Regions from separate parts of the Homo sapiens genome. Here region 2 is linked to region 1. Evidence: read pairs that join two places in POLR2A ChIA-PET (ENCODE). Cell type or tissue: OCI-LY7. All regions are shown on one strand. Each heading gives the region's core, and the rest is flanking DNA. Links, peaks and the distances in the headings are about the cores only.

What was found. ChIA-PET counts read pairs that join two places held together with the same protein. Peaks named below come from ENCODE experiments on the same cell type or tissue, not always from the same donor. Only the 100,000 strongest peaks of a DNase experiment are listed, where the experiment ranks them.
Region 2: POLR2A ChIA-PET joins it to region 1 with 6 read pairs; 3 of 35 experiments call an interaction of 5 or more read pairs at or near these places.

The regions. Positions count from the first base shown.
Region 1 is chr10:26,370,744-26,375,145 of GRCh38, reverse strand. No RefSeq gene overlaps it. Among named protein-coding and RNA genes, the nearest start is that of APBB1IP, 65 kb to the left of the region's middle. In OCI-LY7, for the core only: no CTCF peak of the experiment used is centred there; a DNase peak (open chromatin) is centred at 2,115; H3K4me3 peaks cover 2,472 bases; H3K27ac peaks cover 3,415 bases.
Region 2 is chr10:26,429,034-26,433,435 of GRCh38, reverse strand. No RefSeq gene overlaps it. Among named protein-coding and RNA genes, the nearest start is that of APBB1IP, 7.1 kb to the left of the region's middle. RefSeq lists an enhancer at 2,410-2,759. In OCI-LY7, for the core only: no CTCF peak of the experiment used is centred there; a DNase peak (open chromatin) is centred at 2,355.

The DNA.
Region 1 (4,402 bases), core at 196-4,195:
ACTGTTATTCTAGAGAAATTTTAAAAATAAATTTTTTAAATTTTTCAAGGAGTCATCTTGAGAATTGTAGCCTGTGTACAACTTCAATGATAGCATCATGGTAATGAAGGTCAGGCTGTGTTTCTGCAGAGCAATCTGGAGCTTAGTTTGAATGCCTTCATAGCCATGTTCACATTGACCTGAGAGTAAAATTTTGATGCTTTATTTTTCACTTGAGTAGCCCAGGTTAATGGCTTCTTAATAATTATAGTCAGTTTTTTTTTTGGTATCTGGTGGTACCTCAGGGCTACAATGCTGTAGCATGGACATTCACATCAGGATTTACCAACAATTATATGTTGAATAGAAAGTATCAAATGAACAACATAAAAGCAAAAGGTCAGCAGGTGCCAGAACAAATGCTGGGTATTGAGCATGGATGTGGACTTCTGACATGATTTAAGGCAGCTTTAAGGAAGTAGCAAGATAAAAATAAATTAGAGAAGGATGAATAGAGTTCCATCCAGTTTGGGGCCGTGCCTACGCCAGACTGGTTCGCTATAAACTTGGCAGTTCTAACTGATGACAATGCAGAACCACTTCCTTAGTTTCCATTATAATTTGATCTTAATGGCTAGAGAAAGCTCTCCTTAGTCCATTTTCTTCTGTATCATAAGCAAGTGCTCTCATTTCACCTGTAATTTGAAGACAGATCGTAACCTTTAGACTGAATGTGATAGAAAGTAGCTGCTAAAGGGACACATATATTGCAAATACATGAAGCAGCTGATTCCAACTTTTGTTTTTGTGTTGGACACATGTGTTTGCATTTGTTTCAAATGATAGCTGATTAAAATTTGAAAGTAAAGTATCATATAAAACTACAGTTTGTTCATTGAAATGATAACAATTCAGCAGTTTTAGAATTTCCCTTTATAATTTTCTTTTTACAATTGTTTACTAGATATTTTTACATTATGATCCTGTGGAAAACTTGTAAAAGTCGTTTAGACCACATTACAATGGTAGTTTAATGCACCTAAGTTTCTAAAAAATAATTGAACTCTGTTTTAGAGTAGTGCTGATATGATTAATTTAAAAAAATGTTGCATTAAAAGATGGTGAATCTTATATCTGTCAGGGTCCAGACAGGTAATAGAGATCACATCAGTAATAGAGATCACATCAGTAATATATACAAAGGACTATTTAAGAGAAAGATGATTAACTAGGGCCGAATGAGGTGGCTTGTGCCTGTAGTCTCATCTACTCGGGAGGCTGAGATGGGAGGATTGCTTGAACCCAGGAGTTTGAGGTTGTAGTGTGCTATGATTGTGCCACTGCCCTTTAGCCTGGGCAATAGAGTGAGACCCCATCTCTTAAAAACAAATATTATTAACTAGGAATTACAATTAGTAAAAGGGAAAAAGGAAAATTCCAAACAACACAGCAATAGCAAAGATAGGCGACAGTTACTCCCTTTAGGGCTAAGGGAAAGAGAATCCACGAAGGACAAACTTGGAAGAGGGATCCCCACCAGCTGCGGACCAGCTGTGGCCTAAGGCACTGGTAGCCTATGCCGATGAAGTTCCTGAGCTGTCTCTGACCCGAGCTGGTCTGCAGTAGGTGGGGAACCCTCTTCCAAGTTTGTAGAGTTTGGGGCTGGTGAGAAGGAAGTTGCCTGCCTAGGAGCCAGCCAAACTTGGAGGAAGGTGAACATCAGTAGGTCTCTTGCATGCCACTAGCAGCCTTGCTTTAGGAAAGAGAAGAAAAGCATACCAAAATCAGGAAGAATCTCCTCCCTCTTCTGGCATCCCTTCCACAGCCTATACAGAAAAGTTTCACTTCGTGGCAGCAAAGAAAAAAAAATGCTGTGTCTCACAGAGCACTGCAAAGAAGGGTGGATGCTACAATAAGATACCACTTCACATGTACTAAGATGGTTGTTACTGTCCAAAAGGTGTCAGAAAGACAGGTAACAAGTGTAGGTGAGAGTGTGGAGCAGTTGGTGTCCATACACTGCTTACGGGAAGGGAAAGTGGTGCAGCTGCTTTGGAAAATAATCTGGGAGGTCCTCAAATGGTTAAACATATAGTTAGCATATGATGCAACAGTTTCACTCCCAGGGATAAAAATAAAAACAAAAAAGAGAAATGAAAACGCACATCCACATAAACACCTGTACAGAAATGTTCCCAGCAGCATTATTCGTAACAGCTACAAAGTAGACACAACACAAATGTCCATCAACTGGTAGAATAAATATAATGGGGCATATCCATACAATGGAATGTTATTTGGCAATAAAAGAAATGAAGTACTGATATATGCTACAACATGGGTGAAAGTTGAAACAATGATGCCAAGTGCAAGAAGCCAGTTGCAAAAGACTAAATATTTTATGGTTCCATTTAGATGAAGGGTCCAGGATGAGCAAAACTATAGAGACAGAAAGTAGATTAGCAGTTGCTGAGGGCTGATGGGGAGAGGATGAAGAATTGAGAGGTGATTACTGAAAGGTATGGGGTTTCTTTTTGGGTTGATAAAAATGTTCTAAAGTTGATTGTGGTGATAATTGTCAACTCTGTGAGTATTAAAAACTATGAAATTGAAAATTTTAAGAGGGTGAATTGTACAGTACATGAATTACATCTCAATGCAGTGTTACAAAATTTTTTTAAATTAAAAAAGGGTGGATTTGGAATTGAGAGGCAATAAATTGATAACTGGCAAAAATCTCAAAAAATGGACAATAATGTAGCAATTTTACTTTGTTAAATTTAAATACATTTTTTTTCTACGGAAGCTGATAAAAATATCTGAAGCCTAGACGTGTTAGGTGAGTTGCTCAACATGTGGTTTTCCTGACTCCTAGTCTATTATTTGTTGTACAGGACAATACAATTTCAAAGGAGTCTCTAAGGAAAGCATTCTAACAACCTCTGTTCTTCCCAGAGAGACATTCCCTGAGAATGGTGTGGCAGAACTTAGTTATTTCTGATTTAGAAGTGTTAAAAGGGCAAAGTATCGAGCAAGGTGAAAAATACAGGTCTGGATGTGAACATGACCTCAGGCCCAGTTATGAAAAACAGTTGGTTGGAAAATATCTTACCAGTCTGAAGATGAAGGGACAGCTGATGGGTTGTAGGAAGCATTTTGAATTAAATTACCAGGAAGTTTTTGAGTTTCGATAAATATAGACTTCTTTCTTAATACAAAAGAAACTCCATTGCTTACACGTACAACTCTTGCAATGCCTTACATTTTAAACTCCCAAGACATAAACCAGTACAGAAGTGATTCTGGATTAGACCTTGAATAACTTTTCTGTCTTTGATAATTCACACCCCATATTGTTTAGTTATAAATTTTATGTTTATCTGTAGATGATTTGTAATGGTCTTTCTCATTTCCATTTCTCTTCCAGCATTGTTTCTTCTGCTTCTATTTTGACAAAGCAGGACATGGAAGCCACATGTCACAATCTTTAGTAATATTAAACAGGTTGCTTCTAGTTGTATTTAAGAGAGGATTTTCTTCCGTGAACAATATAAATACCTTAACTAACAAAGATTGTTGGTTATATTTTGGAGATTAACCTTTCTGAAAAGATCAGGCATATGGAAAATATTTTTCATTTTAATGGAAGAAAATATAAATTTTGTACTAACTAAAGTAGAGATATACTTTAAAATAATTTTTATCTTTTTCATCATGGTGTCAAATAAACTGAAATTTTCAGTGTATCACCTAATGTTATTTTTAAAACCAATGATAATTTTTAGAGTTTGATCACCCTCCTGCAAGAAAACAACTTCATACCATATTAGTTAGGGATTCAAAAATATTAATAAGCCCTAAATGCCTTCATCAAAAAGTTAAAAAATATCAAATTAACAATCTAACTTTTCACTTAATAGAACAATAAGAAAGAACAAACCAATCCCAAAGCTATCAGAAGAAAATAAATTACTAAAATTAGAGAACTAAATAAAATTCAGATGCAAAAATCCATAAAGAGCAATGAAACCAAGAGTTGGCTCTTTAAAACAACAAACAAGATTGATAGGCTGCTAGCTAAATTAACACAGAAAAAAAAATATCGAAATCAATACAATCAGAAATGACAAAGATGACATTACAACTGATACCACAGAGATACAAAAGATCCTCAGAGAATACTATGAACCACTCTATTTATACAAACTAGAAAGTCTAGAGGAAATAGATAAATTACTGGAAGCAGTAATTTATTGAATCAGGAAGAGATTGAAACCCTGAATAGACCAATATCAAGCAATAAAATTGAATCATTAAAAAAAAAACTACCAACCAAATAAAACTCTGGACCATATGGATTTACTGCTGAATTCTACCAGATGTATAAAGAACTGCCACCAATCCTATTGAGACTATTCCAAAA
Region 2 (4,402 bases), core at 138-4,137, 58 kb before region 1:
TTGCCCAGAGAAGCGTGGTTCAGAGTTAGAGATATACATTTTGAGTAATCATCATATAGGTGGTGATTTATGAGATTGCGTAGAGAGACTATGGTGTGGGATGAAACAGAGGCCTCAGGCTAAGCCTTAAGGAACTCCACCATCCAAAGCAAAAGACACAGAGCCCACAAAGAACACAGAGGAAGAGCTTTAAAGGGGTGGATGGAAAACCAGGGGAAAGTTCTGTGGAAGCCACAGTGTGGGAGGATGTGGTCAGTGATATCCAGAGATGTTGCAAGGACAAGTCAGACAAGACTGCAAAGTGGCAATTGGCTTTAGCAATGTTAGTGACCTCAGAAACCAATTGTAATAGCATGTTGGGGCTGGAGGCCAAAGTGGGTTGAGGGGTGAATAGGGTGTGAAGAAATGAAGATGGTGAGCAAAGCAACACTTGTGAATAGTTTGCCTATTGTATTGATCTGTTCTCACACTGCTAATAAAGACATACCGGAGACTGGCTAATTTATAAAGAAAAGTTTAATTGACTCACAGTTCAGCATGGCAGGGGAGGCCTCACAATCATGGTGGAAGGGGAATGAGGAGAAAAGTCACGTCTTACATGGCAGCAAGCAAGAGAGCATGTGCAGAGGAACTCCCATTTATAAAACCATCAGATCTCATGACACTTATGCACTATCACAAGAACAGTATGGGAGAAATGGTTGCCATTATTCAGTTATCTCCACCTGGCCCTGCCCTTGACATGTGCAGATTATTACAATTCAATGTGAGATTTGGGTGGGGACACAGCCAAACCATATCACCTATAAAGAGGAGAAAGGGGACAGGGAGGCAGTGGTTGGGAGACATGAAATTGAGGAAGATTTTATTTATTTTATTTTATTTTATTTTATTTTATTTTATTTTTAGAGACAGGGTCTTGCTCTGTTGCCCAGGCTGGAGTGCAGTGGTGTGATCATAGCTCACTGCAGCCTCTAATTCCAGGGCTCAAGAGATCCTCACACCTCAGCATCCCAAAGTGCTGGGATTATAGGCCTGAGCCCCAGTGTACCCAGCCTTTTATGTATCTTTTTAACATTATTTTCAAACAGGAAGAATTGAGATGATAGTGAGGAGTTGACATTAACAAGAGAGTAGAAATAATTGATGGTGAAAAGTTTTCAAGATGGAGGAAGTGGGTTGAGTCCAAATGAAGGTAAATGAATGGGCTCCCAGATAAGAGAAAAGAGACCTCCTCCATTTTACTGGAAAGGCAGAAGGGTGAGTTTAGAGTAGATAAGGATCTTCTTTCATATGGCTGTAAGATAAGGAAATTCTAATCTAAAGCCTCTGTTTTCCTTGTGAGAAGAAGGTTCATCTGCTGAGAGTGAACTATGAGGTAGGCCAGGCATGGATTTGGGGAGCTGGAGAAAGTTTGATAAGGTCATTGAAGAGAATGGGAGAGAGAGGTGATCAGAAACATGTAGTGGGATTTCCAGGCAGACTGAGGGTCCATTTGAAACTGGCGATCATGAATTATAGTGGAAGCCATCTGCTCGGTTGTGCCTCTCTCCTGCAGGGCTAGGTTTGGAGAAAGTGTGGCCGCCATGGGAGTGGCCAAACAAACCAGATGGAAGGATGGGTTATTGTGGTCGGAAGGTAGGCAGGGTGAACTTGCTTCTGGAGGTAGTGAAATAATGTGTGCTGACATAGACCAGGGGTGACTGTGGGCCTGAGTGGCTGAGATGACCAAGGAAATGAGAGGCTAAGGGGCTATGTGCATCATCCCAGCTAACTGTTTAAGTCACTCAGGATTGGAGTGGCCACATCATTTATTGTCTCAAGACCGGGACACTTTTGAGAGTACCAAATTGCCAAGTGGATCGGAAGCTAAGAAACAGTTGTAGGCCACGTGCAGTGGCTCACACCTGTAATCCCAGCACTTTGGGAGTTCAAGCCAGGAGGATCGCTTGAGTCCAGGAGTTTGAGACCAGCCTGGACAACACAGCCACAAAAAATAAGAAATTAGCTGGGTGTGGTGTGTGTGCCTGTAGTCCCAGCTACTCAGGAGGCTGAGGTGGGAGGATGGCTTGAGCCTGGAAGTTTGAGTCTGCAGTGAGCTGTGATCATGCCACTGCAGTCATCCAAGGTGACAGAGCAAGACCCTGTCTAAAAAAAAAAACTTAAAGTATAATAAAACATATAAATAAATAAATAAGTATTTAAAAAATAAAGACAGAGACAATAATCTAAAAAAAAAAAAAAGACAGAAACAGTTATAATTCATGACTGTCCCAGGCAAACAGAATGATGACAGGACTTCAGGTCATCTTAAAGGGTGACAGGGAGTCACGTGTCAAGGTTTTGAAATGAGAAAGCAGAACTGGATTGTTTAGTCAAGTGGCATGAGCCTCAAAAGAGAAAGCTTTTTTCGCTTGCTTTTAGTTTTGTTTTTAATAAAAAGATTAGTCATTTATGATTTGCAAGTAGCAGTGAGGAGCATAGAGAACCATAAACTCACCTTCCGAACTTAAGGTGGCTGGAATTTAAGAGAATAAACCACTTTCTTTTGAGAAAGCTGCAGTGGAAATGGTGCCCTCAGGGCACAGTTAAAGCCTGAGGTTAGCAGAACACTCCAGAAATAGCTTCAAGATACAGGAGTGGCAAGAAAGAGTTTGGGAGGTGGGGAAGAGAATGACCCATGGGGCCATGAACACAGAAGAACAGCCCATCATGGAGACGATGGTGTGGGGGAAAACCCCCCCAGGTGGCATTCTCTTTGGACAGTGACCAATGAAAACAGACTTCAGTCAGAAGCAGTGGCTCACGTCTGTAATCCCAGCACTTTGGGAGGCCAAGACAGCCAGATCACTTGAGGTCAGGAGTTTGAGACCAGCCTTGCCAACACGGTGAAACCCCGTCTCTACTAAAAATACAAAAATTAGCCAGGCATGGTGGCGCATGCCTGTAATCCCAGCTACTCAGGAGGCTGAGGCAGGAGAATCCCTTGAGCTGGGGAGGCGGAGATTGCAGTGAGCCGAGATTGTGCCACTGCACTCCAGCCTGTGTGACACAACAAGACTCTGTCTCAAGAAAATAAAAGCAGAATTCCTCAGGTATTTCGGAAGAAGATGGTTAGTGGCTAAAAGATGTGTGTTATAGAACTGTAAAGAAACTCAGTTTACACTGAGTTGGATTTGACTGTGTCTCACTACCTCACTCTGTTGGCAAGCCCATCAAATCCAACATGTATTCTGGCCAATCTCTTCCTGACCAAAGTACTTTCACCTTCTGTAAGGGGACCCGGGTTGACTTGAAGTCAGAATCCTGCTAGCTTTTTCTTTTTCTTTCTGTCATTCTTTTTTTTCACAGGTAATTTTCTTTAGTTTAGCATTTTATAAAGCTTTGTCTATTTATTTTATTTGACTTGCCCTCAATTGTAGGGGATATTAGTTTCTGATTTAAATATCTAGCTTATTTTTAAAAATCTAACTTTTATGCCATCTGTAGTAGACTGTATTTTCCAAAGCTAGTCATGGCCATATCTTCCTTCCCCATTAAGAGGTAGGATCCATTTCTCTCCCTCTCCCTTGAATGTACTTTGACACATAGAATAGAACAGAAGTGATGGTGAACATAGTACTTAAATCCTGCCTCTTCTGTCCTTGAGCAGTCATGAAGAAGTCCTGGCTACTGTGTCGGCAATGAAGCCACATGGTGGGGCATGGAGGCATCAGATGTGAAGTGAAGACACCATTTTCACTGCCCAGACCCAGGAAAACTTCAGATGATTCCAGCGCCAGCTGTCCTCTAAATACAACTGCTTGAGAGACCAAGGGAGAACCACTGCGCTGAGCCTCATATCCCTGAAAGATGATGATAAATGGCTGTCTTAAGCCTCTAAGTCAATGGTCTCCCAGGGACTAAGTTCATGGCACCAGGGACTGGGTTCGTGGAAGACAATTTTTCCACAGATTGGTGGGGGGGATGGTTTCAGGATGATTCGAATGCATTACATTGATTGTGCATTTTATTTTTATTATTATTACATTGTAATATATAATGAAATAATTATACAACTCACCATAATGTAGAATCAGTGGGAGCCCTGGGCTTGTTTTCCTGCAACTAGATGGTCCCATCTGGGGGTGATGAGAGACAGTGACAGATCATCAGACATTAGATTCTCATTAGGAGCTCACAACCTAGATCCCTCACATGCACAGTTCACAAGAGGGTTTGTGCTCGTATGAGAATCTAATGCTGCTGCTGATCTGACAGGAGGTGGAACTCAGGCAGTAATGCAAGTGATATGGTTTGGCTGTGTCCCCACCCAAATCTCATCTTGAATTGTAGCTCCCACAATCCCCACATGTCATGGGAGGGACCTGGTAGAAGGTAATTGAATCATGCAGGTGGGTCT